2 separate regions of the Homo sapiens genome follow, and region 2 is linked to region 1. The links are chromatin contacts, found by Hi-C or POLR2A ChIA-PET in ENCODE. All regions are on one chromosome and are shown on one strand. Each heading gives the region's core, a stretch centred on a gene start or an enhancer-like site at or near the end of the contact. The rest is flanking DNA. Distances are from core to core; before and after follow the strand shown. Region 1 holds the start of NLRC3 (NLR family CARD domain containing 3). Region 2 holds the start of NUDT16L1 (nudix hydrolase 16 like 1).

Region 1 (4,561 bases), core at 1,353-3,852:
AGACCTGGCCCCTGCTACAGGGATGACGCTGACCCGGGCAACATAAAACTAGGTCCAGTTGACAGATGGAAAATGCCTTCTCACAGCGCCTGCAGCAAGACTGGCAGGCAATGGGGCCTCTTCATGGACAAGGCGAGAGAGAGTTACCTTCCAGGAGTGACTGAGAAGGAAGCTGGCATGCCGGGTGCGGTGGCTCCCACATGTAATCCCAGTGCTTTGGGAGGCCAAGGCAGGAGGATCACTTGAGCCCAGGAGTTTGAGACCAGCCTGGGCAACATAGTAAGGCCAAGTCTCTATTTTGAAAACAATATTAAAAACATTTCTAAAGGGGGAGAATAAAAGACTGGCAGCAGAACTTTCACTGGTAACAACTAAATCAGAAAACGGGTCTGTCTATGCCTCACTGTAATATGAACAGGCCTCCAGGCCTGTCCCACTTTTGGTGGCCCCAACCTGGCATGGCTTGGGCACAGCCCCTCAAGGCAGTCACAGGGGAGCCACACCCCAGCCTGGGCCCAGGCAAGGGCACTTACAAAGAAAGAGCCTGCAGGCAGGGGCCTTGCGCTGTTGCTGAGTTAGGAAGGGCTGAGGTCGCTTCCTGTCTGGCTGACCCCAGCTCTGGGTGGACAGAAAGCCCCAGAGTGAGAACAGTTAGGGAGCCCCCAGCCCAGCACCCCCACCTCCACCAGGAGCCAGGAGGACGGCCCACCTGGTTCTCAGCAGAGCGGGCAGAGTGGGGAATGGGACCAGCCCTGTGTGGACTGATGGACATTCCTGCGAGGGGGAGGAACGGGCGGGGCGGGGCGGGGCGGGGCTGGGCTGGGCTGGGTTGGGCTGCTCCCCAAGATCCCGTGGATGAGGCTGTGTCCTCTCAGGCTCCGCATCCATCCCCCTGAGCCACAAAGGGAGGCAGTGTGAGCCTCTGGCCCCTTTTATGTGACGGATACCCACCGGGCCCTGTGGTTTCCAACATCCTGTGGGCGGCCTGGTTTCAGGCGCCTTTGTTGCTCCCCACAGCCGAGGCTGCAGCTGCTGGGTCTGCACTCTGCCTGCCTGGAGCCTCGGGCAGCCTTCTCGAGGGTCCATCGTGTCCTCCCAGCACCCAGCAGGTTCCTGGGTGCTCAGAAAGCATTGTTGGGAGGGAGGGAGAGGAAGGAGGGACAAAAGAAGGTAGGCAGGCAGGGGAATGTGCAGGAGCACTTCTGGTCTGCTGCCTCAGTTCCCTCCCCCCCATCACCCACACAGGCTCTGGGGAACCAGCTAACCCTCCTACCTCCCCTGAGCCACAAGCTGCTCTATGAGTCCAGACCCACTACTCTCCTGCTCTACAACCATTGCTGGCTCCCACTTGCTTGCTGAGGAAAATTCAGACCCCAGGACCCCTGTCCCTTGGCTCCCACCTTGTCACCTCCTTCCCTCAGTGGCCCCATGTTGCTTGCTCCCTGTCCCCAGCGGATGTCCCATACTTTATTGTAATTTTTCTCATGTGGCTTGCTCTGGGCCATGTCCTTCCCCCTCACGCCCTTCCCTGTCAGGGCAGGCCACCCACTGAGGTCCACTTCCAGGGGCCGAGTGCGATCTCCTGCCGCGGACGGCAACATTCTGCTGTTTCCTCTTAGGGTACAGGTGACCTGCCTCTGGGGAGCCCTTTGCTCACAGGAAGATGTTATGGGGCACAGCTGAGTCAGAGGTGCCTACTGGGTGACAGAGAGAAAAGAAAGCAAGAGGTGTTAAAAGAGGGAGCACAGTGGCTCACACCTGTTATCTCCGTGTTTTGGGAGGCCAAGGCAGGAGGATCACTTGAGCCCCAGGAGGTAGAGGCTACAGTGAGCCGAGATCACACCACTGCACTCCAGTCTGGGTGACAGAGCAAGATCCTGTCTCAAAAAATAAATAGGCTGGGCGCAGTGGCTCACGCCTGTAATCCCACCCCTTTGGGAAGCCAAGGTGGGTGGATCACCTGAGGTCAGGCGTTCAAGACCAGCCTGGCCAACATGGCAAAGCCCCTCCTCTGCTAAAAATACAAAAATTAGCGGGGCATGGTGGCGCATGCCCGTAATCCCAGCTACTCAGGAGGCTGAGGCAGGAGAATCTCTTGAACCTGGGAGGGGGAGGTTGCAGTGAGCCGAGATCGTGCCATTGCACTCCAGCCTGGGCAACAGAGCGAGACTCTGTCTCAAATAAATAAATTAAATAAATAAATAAGGAGAGCCACAGGGGTGGCCTGGAGGTGGCAGGGCACAGTCCAGTCCTGCTGGGGTCACCCTCTAGTTGCGTGACCTCAGGCTGCTCACTTGATTTCCTGACCACCCGCCTGAAAACAAGCATTTGTTGATGGCGGGGCAGCTTCCTTTGTGGCGGGATGGAGGTGATGTGTCAACAGCCTTGGCACCAGCCACTTTATCCTGAGCATGCCACCTGCAGGGACACTTAATCCCAGAGTCAAGACCCCCAGCATCGCCCCCGCACTTAACTTGCACGGGGGCGGTGACCAAGCCAGGGTGCCCCGGCTCCTCGATGTGTCTGCGAGGCTGTTGGCTGTTGAAATCAGACAGGAAGGAAGAATGAGGTGGAGCCCAGCACAGGAAGAGGTGAGGACCCGGAGCCACAGGGACAGCCGGTGGGCTCGGTGGGGCTGCAGAAGGTCGGGGCTGCACTGCTCTCGGCCCCCACACGGTTGGTTGGTTGGCGTGGTAAGTGCCCTGATCCCTGGTCCTGAGAACTCAGGCTGGCACAGGGATTCCCAGGGCATCTACCACCACGCAGCTGGAGCAGGGCTGAGCCCAGGAGCATGGAGATGGACGCCCCCAGGCCCCCCAGTCTTGCTGTCCCTGGAGCAGCATCGAGGCCCGGGAGGTAAGTTGGGTCCAGGTGACCTCAGTGCAGGGCAGGGGAGGGAGAAGGGATGCTGGCAGGAAGGACAGTGGCCTTAAGGCCTGAGCTACTCTGGGGAGGGGGACTGGGGAGACTCCACGAGACTCCAAGAAGCTGTCTCCTGGGGCAGGACTGGCTCATGCTGTAGAAAAAAGAGATGTGGCCAGGCACGGTGGCTCACGCCTGTAATCCCAACACTTTGGGAGGCCAAGGTGGGCGGATCACTTGAGGTCAGGACTTTGAGACTAGCCTGGCCAACATGGTGAAACCCCATCTCTACTAAAAATAAAAAATAAATTAGCCAGGCATGTTGGCAGACGCCTGTAATCCCACCCAGCTAGTCGGGAGGCTGAGGCAGGAGAACCGCTTGAACCCGGGAGGCGTAGGTTGCAGTGAGCCGAGATCGAGCCACTGCACTCAATCCTGGGTGACAAAGCGAGACTGTCTCCAAAACAAAACAAAACAAAACAAAAAAGAAAAGAAAAAACAGGTAACTAAGAATGGCCCAGGACAGGTCCCAGGGACAAAACCCAGCTCCCCCAGGTACCAGTGATGGCCCAGGAGAAGCAGGAAGCATCTTGAAGGTGCTGCGGGCAGGCAGTGGTGATGCTGAGCCACGGCCTGGGGAATCGGCAGACCTGGGCACCCTTCCTGGCACTGGGACCCCCCATGGGAGGCTACTTCTCTGGGCCTCAGCACCCCACCTGTAGATGGAGGTGACAGCACAGGAGGGGCGAGGTCATGAGGGGCAGGGAGGGTGCAGGCGCCGCCCCCAGGCGAGTGGGCAGCCCCAGGGCCTCTCCTGCCCACAGCCTTGGGTGAGACAAGGGTCGAGAGAGACGGCAACCGCAGAGGCCTTCTCGGAAGAAGTGCCACTGCCCTGGGCCAGCCTGGGTGTTGGCTGCAGGGTCTTCCCCTATGGCCAGGCTCCAGAGGCCCTGGTGTTTTTCTGGACCCCTCCCTGGAGGTGACCCTGAGCCTGGGGCTCACTGTTGGCCATCACAGGCTGCAGGCTGCACCCCTCTTCTTCTGTCCCAGGGTGCTGGGCTCCCCAGGGCTGGGCCTCTCCACCCCTTGGACTCCAGGGGTCCATGCAGTGAGCAGGGTAGGGCCCTGAGGTGCAGGTGCCACTTCCTTCTTCCTTCGGGAAGGCTTTTGAGCTCAAGTGATGATGCTGGGGCCACCTCGAGAGAACCGAGTCCTGAATTCCAAGGCCCTGGGAGGGGGCAGGGGCAGGATGTGGGAAGAGAGGAGCATCCAAGCAGCCGTGGTGGGAGATACTGGCAGCCCAGGTAGGCAGCCAGCACTGGGAAGTCCCACCCGGGCGCCAAGTGGCAGGGAAGGACCCAGCAGGTCCCGGCAAGGACTGAGGCACAGATCAGGTGGGCGGGTGATGGGCAGAGGCGGCTAGTCCGTCGGGACTGAGGCTTCTCAGGAATGAGGCAGCAGGCCACTTGCTGAGCCTGAGGAACTGGGCTTGAGCCCACACCACACCAGGAAGGCCTCAGGTTCACCTTCGCTCACAGACAAAGCTCTAGGGGTGAAACCTGGTGCTACCTGGGAGGCTCCCGGGGAGGAGGCAGCAGTGGCACCTACTCGTCCCTCTGGCCTCGCCCTGCTCGCAGCAGCTCAAACCAGCTGTGGAGCGACCTCTGGCCTTCAGATCCCCCAAAGCAACCCGAGTCCC
Region 2 (4,561 bases), core at 978-3,477, 1.1 Mb before region 1:
GGGCCCCCGAGGCCCTGACTGTCCCTGGGAACCAAGCCACGTGGGGTGAAGCTACTTTGAAACCTCACCCACAGTTCACACGTGGTGAAAGAGAAAATCTAGCAAAGTAAATCCAACAACAACCCAAATTAACAGTATTATTAACTTCCTACCCCAAGCTGGCTCTCCCCCAGGCCCTGAACTGGCTCAGGAAGGAGGCAGGAATGAGCTGACCGAGACAAGGCATCCTCCACCCACACATCCCATCTTCTGAGTGGTCCCAGAGCTGTGCGCCACCCCTGTGGGACAATCAGGCACTCCTGGGTCTCTACCAGCTGTGATGAGACGTACAAGAGGAGGGTCTGAGCCCAGAATAAACAAGAGCATCCTGAGGCTGGAGAGGCAGGCCCAGTGTGCCCGGACCACCCTGCTCTGCCTGAGAGGATGGGCTGGGTTCCAGCTGGCCCGGCCGCCACCTAGTGACTGCTTGGGACAGTGGAGATGATGACAGGATGCCCACTCGCCCTAGGCAGTCAGAAGCGGGGTACACACAAACACTCTAGAAGCCACACTTAGCAGGAATTCCCAGTCTTCCGGCCCAGGGGAGGGTGCCACCAGCTCAGGCAGCCCTCAAGAGGAGGCCGGGAGCAACTTCTCCAGGGCCTTCTTCTGCTTCTCGGTGGCTGCAGCCAGGGCCTCAACCAGCTTCTCCTCGGGCATCATGTTGAGCACCTTGAGGGCAAAGAGGAGCTGGCACTTAGCCGTGCTCACGAAGGCGTTGCTCAGGAAGTTGGGGAAGCCTCCGACTCGGTCCTTCTGGGTGTACAGCGGGACCCGCACGAGGCCCAGCACCTGCGCAGACAGGAGGTAGGGGTTGGGGCCAGGCCTGCCACACAATGGCACCTCCAGCAGGAGGGGCCTGGAAGCTATGAGGCCAGGGTATGAGCAGCCAGCTTTGCCAAGGACTTAATGGGAGACCCACGCAGGGCCTGGCAGAAGCCAGCCAGCTCCCTCGGAGCAGTGCAGCCCCCTCCTCCCCAAGCAAGTGTGGAGGCTGACCCCATGCACTCCCCCCCCTCGTACCCAGGCCACCCCACCCCGGGGTCCGCACCCCATGCTCCCCCCGTCCACCCAACGAAGCCTGAACACCCGCAGTCCAGCCCTTCCAGACCACAAAGTACAAATCCCAAGAGCCTTCACGCCCAACATGAGGTTCCCAAGTTTTACAACCCCCGCTGTGCTCAAGTTTCCCAACTCCCCAAGCAATCCCCGCTCCTCCCCCATCCCTTCCTCCCCACCGATCCCACTCCCCCACTCCCAGGATTGGCAATGGCAGGCAGCAAGGCGGATGTAACACAGCCCTGAGGGAGCCCCAGCGCCGGCCCCCACCCCCGCCCCTCCTTTCCCGGCCTCCCAGCCCCAGACCCCTCTCCCCACCCCATTGCTGGAGACAGCGACACCCGACCCAGCCCGGCCAGGGGACCCTCAGGAGACGTGTTACCCATCGGTGCCTTCCACGGGGCCAGAGCCAAACCCCGGGGCGGGGGGCGGGGCCCGGGCGGCGGCCCCACCTCCAGGCCGTGGTCGCGCGAGTGCACCGCGCTGATCTCCACGGCGTGCAGCTGCTCCAGCGTCAGCTGCCGCGCGTACAGGTGCGCCACGACGCGGTGTGGGCCCTCGGTCAGGTGCGAGCTCAGGTAGTCGGCCTCGGTGAGGCGCAGGCAGCCCAGGCCCAGGCCCAGCACCCGGTTCAGGCCGTCCTCCAGCGACCAGAAGCGCCGGTCCACGAAGCCCCCGGGGAAGCCCAGCAGCCCGTCGAAACGCATCTGCATCTGCAAGGGAGCGCGGGTCACAGCCGCGGGGTCGACGGACGCCCCCGCCCGGGCCCGCCCGCGCCGGCACCCTCGCCCGCGCCCTCGCCCGTCCTCACCAGCACCGAGAAGCGCATGGGGATGCGGCCGAAGAGCTGCCCAGGGTTGGCGGCGTACAGCATGGCGTGGCACGAGTGGCTCCAGCCCGGCCCTAGGCGCATCGCCTCCACCCGGCTGATCTGCTTCAGCTCCGGAACCGCCGCCGTCGACATCTTGGCACTGACCCCGTCCCCGCCGCTGCCACTTAAGAGCATGCGCGAGCCCGCCCCCGCCGTGCCTCGCCAATCCGCGGGCGGCCGCGCCCCCGGGTCCGGTTCCCCCGCCAATCGCCGGCGCGCCCCGGGACCGAGCCCCTCGCAGCGCCGCGGTGCGTCGTCGAGAGGTGCTGCGGGCGGTGTGCAAAGGAGGGCGGTGCGCGTCAGCCGTCACCCAATAGTCGCACACCCTGGGCGGCGGCCCCGCCTCCGACGGGAGAGCCTAGACGACTGGTCGGTGCCGTGGTGGCTCAAGGTTGACATTGTGGGCGACGAACATCTTCCTTGGCGCCCCAAAGCGGACAGCCGAAATTCCCTGCGGTTTCTCCACCCTCGATGGCGCCGATCCCCTTGCGCCCACCCGTTTCTCCCCAGGAGGCCGACCCGGCCCGCATGGCCCCGTCCATCCGCAATGGCACCCTTGGCACGACCACACGAGCCAGAGATGCCCCGGAGCCTTGCTCCGCCAGCGCCACCGGACCCAAGCCCGGAGGGAGATGGCCTTCGCCTGCCATGCACGACAGCTGTCCCGACCTAGCCACCCTGCTGGCAGGCTCGATCCAGGACAGCACGGGGAGCAGGGCTTGGCAGGGCTTGAGTGCCCCAGTCCCCGAGTCCACGCTGGGTCAGGGCGGACGACCGGGAGCTCTGGGGCTCTGTGGACCCAGCTTGCTGGGCAGAAAGTGACTTAAATTCCGGGGCTGGACCTTTCCAGCATCCTCCAAGCCGGGCACCCTGTGCCAGGTACTGTGGGGGGAAGAGGGGTTTCCCCAATTTACGATGAGGAACTTGGAGCTCAGAGAGGGACATAACTTGCCTAAGTACAACTGGCAGTTGATGACAGAGGCAGAATCCCGATTCCACAAGGGCCTGAGGTACTTACCACTTACCTTGTGTTTGTACTGGAGATGTCTCTGGGGCTCAGAAGCATCCGAAACAGCCCAAGGCAGAGCGAGGTGCCCTGAACTCCATGATGGCAAGGCTCACCTCACCAGCAGCAGGGCCCAGGGCCACTTTCCTCCCCACCAGGGGAATGGATTTGCTGAGCACATGAACCCCCCTGCCTGCACTCACAGCATGGGTGCCCAGGGCTGGGGCACAGCCTCGGGAGAGCCGTGCAGTGAGGCCGAGCTCGCTGGCACAGAGAAGGCTGCCTTCAGTGGAGGCAGGCAGGAGAAGAGAGAGGGAGAGGGTGGGCATTGGAAACTCACCTGTTAGGTCCGTGGTGGCCTCAGATGTGGAGAATAAGGACCCAGAGAGGGCACCTCTCTCTCCTCCTGTGGCCACCAGTGGGTCAGGGGTCACATGGGACAGCTGCAAGCAGCAGGGGAAGTCCAGATTCCAGAGTGAGCGACCATGTGAGAAGGCGAGAGGGCAGCGAGGGGAAGGGTCCTCTCACCCAAAGAGGGCCCCACCCCTAGGCAGCCAAGCCCAGCCAGCGCCCAGGGCCCGTGGGACGCAGGGGCAGAGGAGGAGAGGCTCCCCTTGCTGCAGCCCCTCCCCGAGACCAGACATCAATACAAGCGCTGGCTCTTCTGGGAGGTACAGAGGGGGAGCCCATCTGGCCCATGCAAGCACCCGTCTGACACCCTGGGCACCCCTCTACCCACACTGGGATGGGGCCAGACCCAGGCAGGTCAGAGCAGCTGCAGGGCCCATGGGTGGCAGCCTTCTCGGGGCAGGGACTGATGGGCTAGAACACGGGCTTTCCCTCCACCCTCACAGTCTTCAAAGAAGGGCCATGGTGGCAGCTTGACCTGCACGCAAAGGAGCTGGGGCCCTGAGTGGTAGGCAGTGGTGTGGTGGGTGCCCTGGGGCACTGGCCACTCCCTGGGCAGGGGAGCGGGGGCTGTGCAGAGGCCTGGGGCCGGGCTCCAGCCTGCGAGCCCACAACCATGGGCAGCTAGACCTGCTCCCACCGTCCGGCCTCCACACGCCAGCCGCAGGGTGCTAGCACTGCTTCTCCGCTTGGAAGCCTGTTTTTAAAACTGACTCCCCCTTATAAAAACACTCCAGCAGCCCCTACAAGCTCTTCAGTATCTATCCAGCACCCTTCACTCCAGCCAGGGGCTCCGTCCCCAGGGGACACATCAGGCTCACTCCTGCCACCTGGAACACTCTTCCAGGGCCAGCTCCTCCTCAGCCCTCAGGGCTGTTTAAGTCTCCTCAGAGAGGCCCTCCCTGCCACCCGGTTAAATGAGACCTTGTACGGGTTCATCTCACCACCATGCTGACTTTCTTCCTAATAGTAACCAAACCTGGCAGGATTCTGATTAGCTGCTGGGCATCTCACTGCCTGGAAGGCAGGCGCCCGGGGCCAGGGCCGGGGCCTCAGCTCTTCTGCCTCCACTGACGCACAGCAGGTGCTCAGCAAATGCCTTGAGATGATCAGGACTAGAGATGGGGACCGGAGCGACTACTCACAAACCTGGAGGCCCTGGGCTCCCCAACCACCTG

The links. Hi-C counts contacts between places; a loop is a spot of excess contacts on that map. ChIA-PET counts read pairs that join two places held with the same protein, here RNA polymerase II (POLR2A). Pooled maps may share reads with other maps.
Region 2: a loop to region 1 is called in a pooled map, with 7 times the contacts of the local background. The contact joins the promoter of NUDT16L1 here to the promoter of NLRC3 in region 1. A Hi-C loop is called at or near these places in 1 of 50 pooled maps. POLR2A ChIA-PET finds 5 or more read pairs at or near these places in 2 of 52 experiments (H1 and activated B cell).

What each region holds. Positions count from the first base shown.
Region 1 is chr16:3,575,444-3,580,004 of GRCh38, reverse strand. It overlaps NLRC3 (NLR family CARD domain containing 3), which reads left to right and starts at 2,602. Exons shown (of 20, transcript NM_178844.4): 1 at 2,602-2,856. It overlaps LOC105371060 (a long non-coding RNA gene), which reads right to left and starts at 2,502. Exons shown (of 2, transcript XR_001752061.3): 1 at 952-2,502; 2 at 1-618. RefSeq lists a silencer at 719-818 and enhancers at 1,259-1,438, 1,469-1,518.
Region 2 is chr16:4,691,228-4,695,788 of GRCh38, reverse strand. It overlaps NUDT16L1 (nudix hydrolase 16 like 1), which reads right to left and starts at 2,227. Exons shown (of 3, transcript NM_032349.4): 1 at 1,910-2,227; 2 at 1,551-1,811; 3 at 1-831. The coding sequence starts at 2,062. The coding sequence ends at 610. RefSeq lists enhancers at 197-697, 1,300-1,807, 1,808-2,315, 2,567-2,656 and silencers at 1,407-1,906, 2,017-2,376.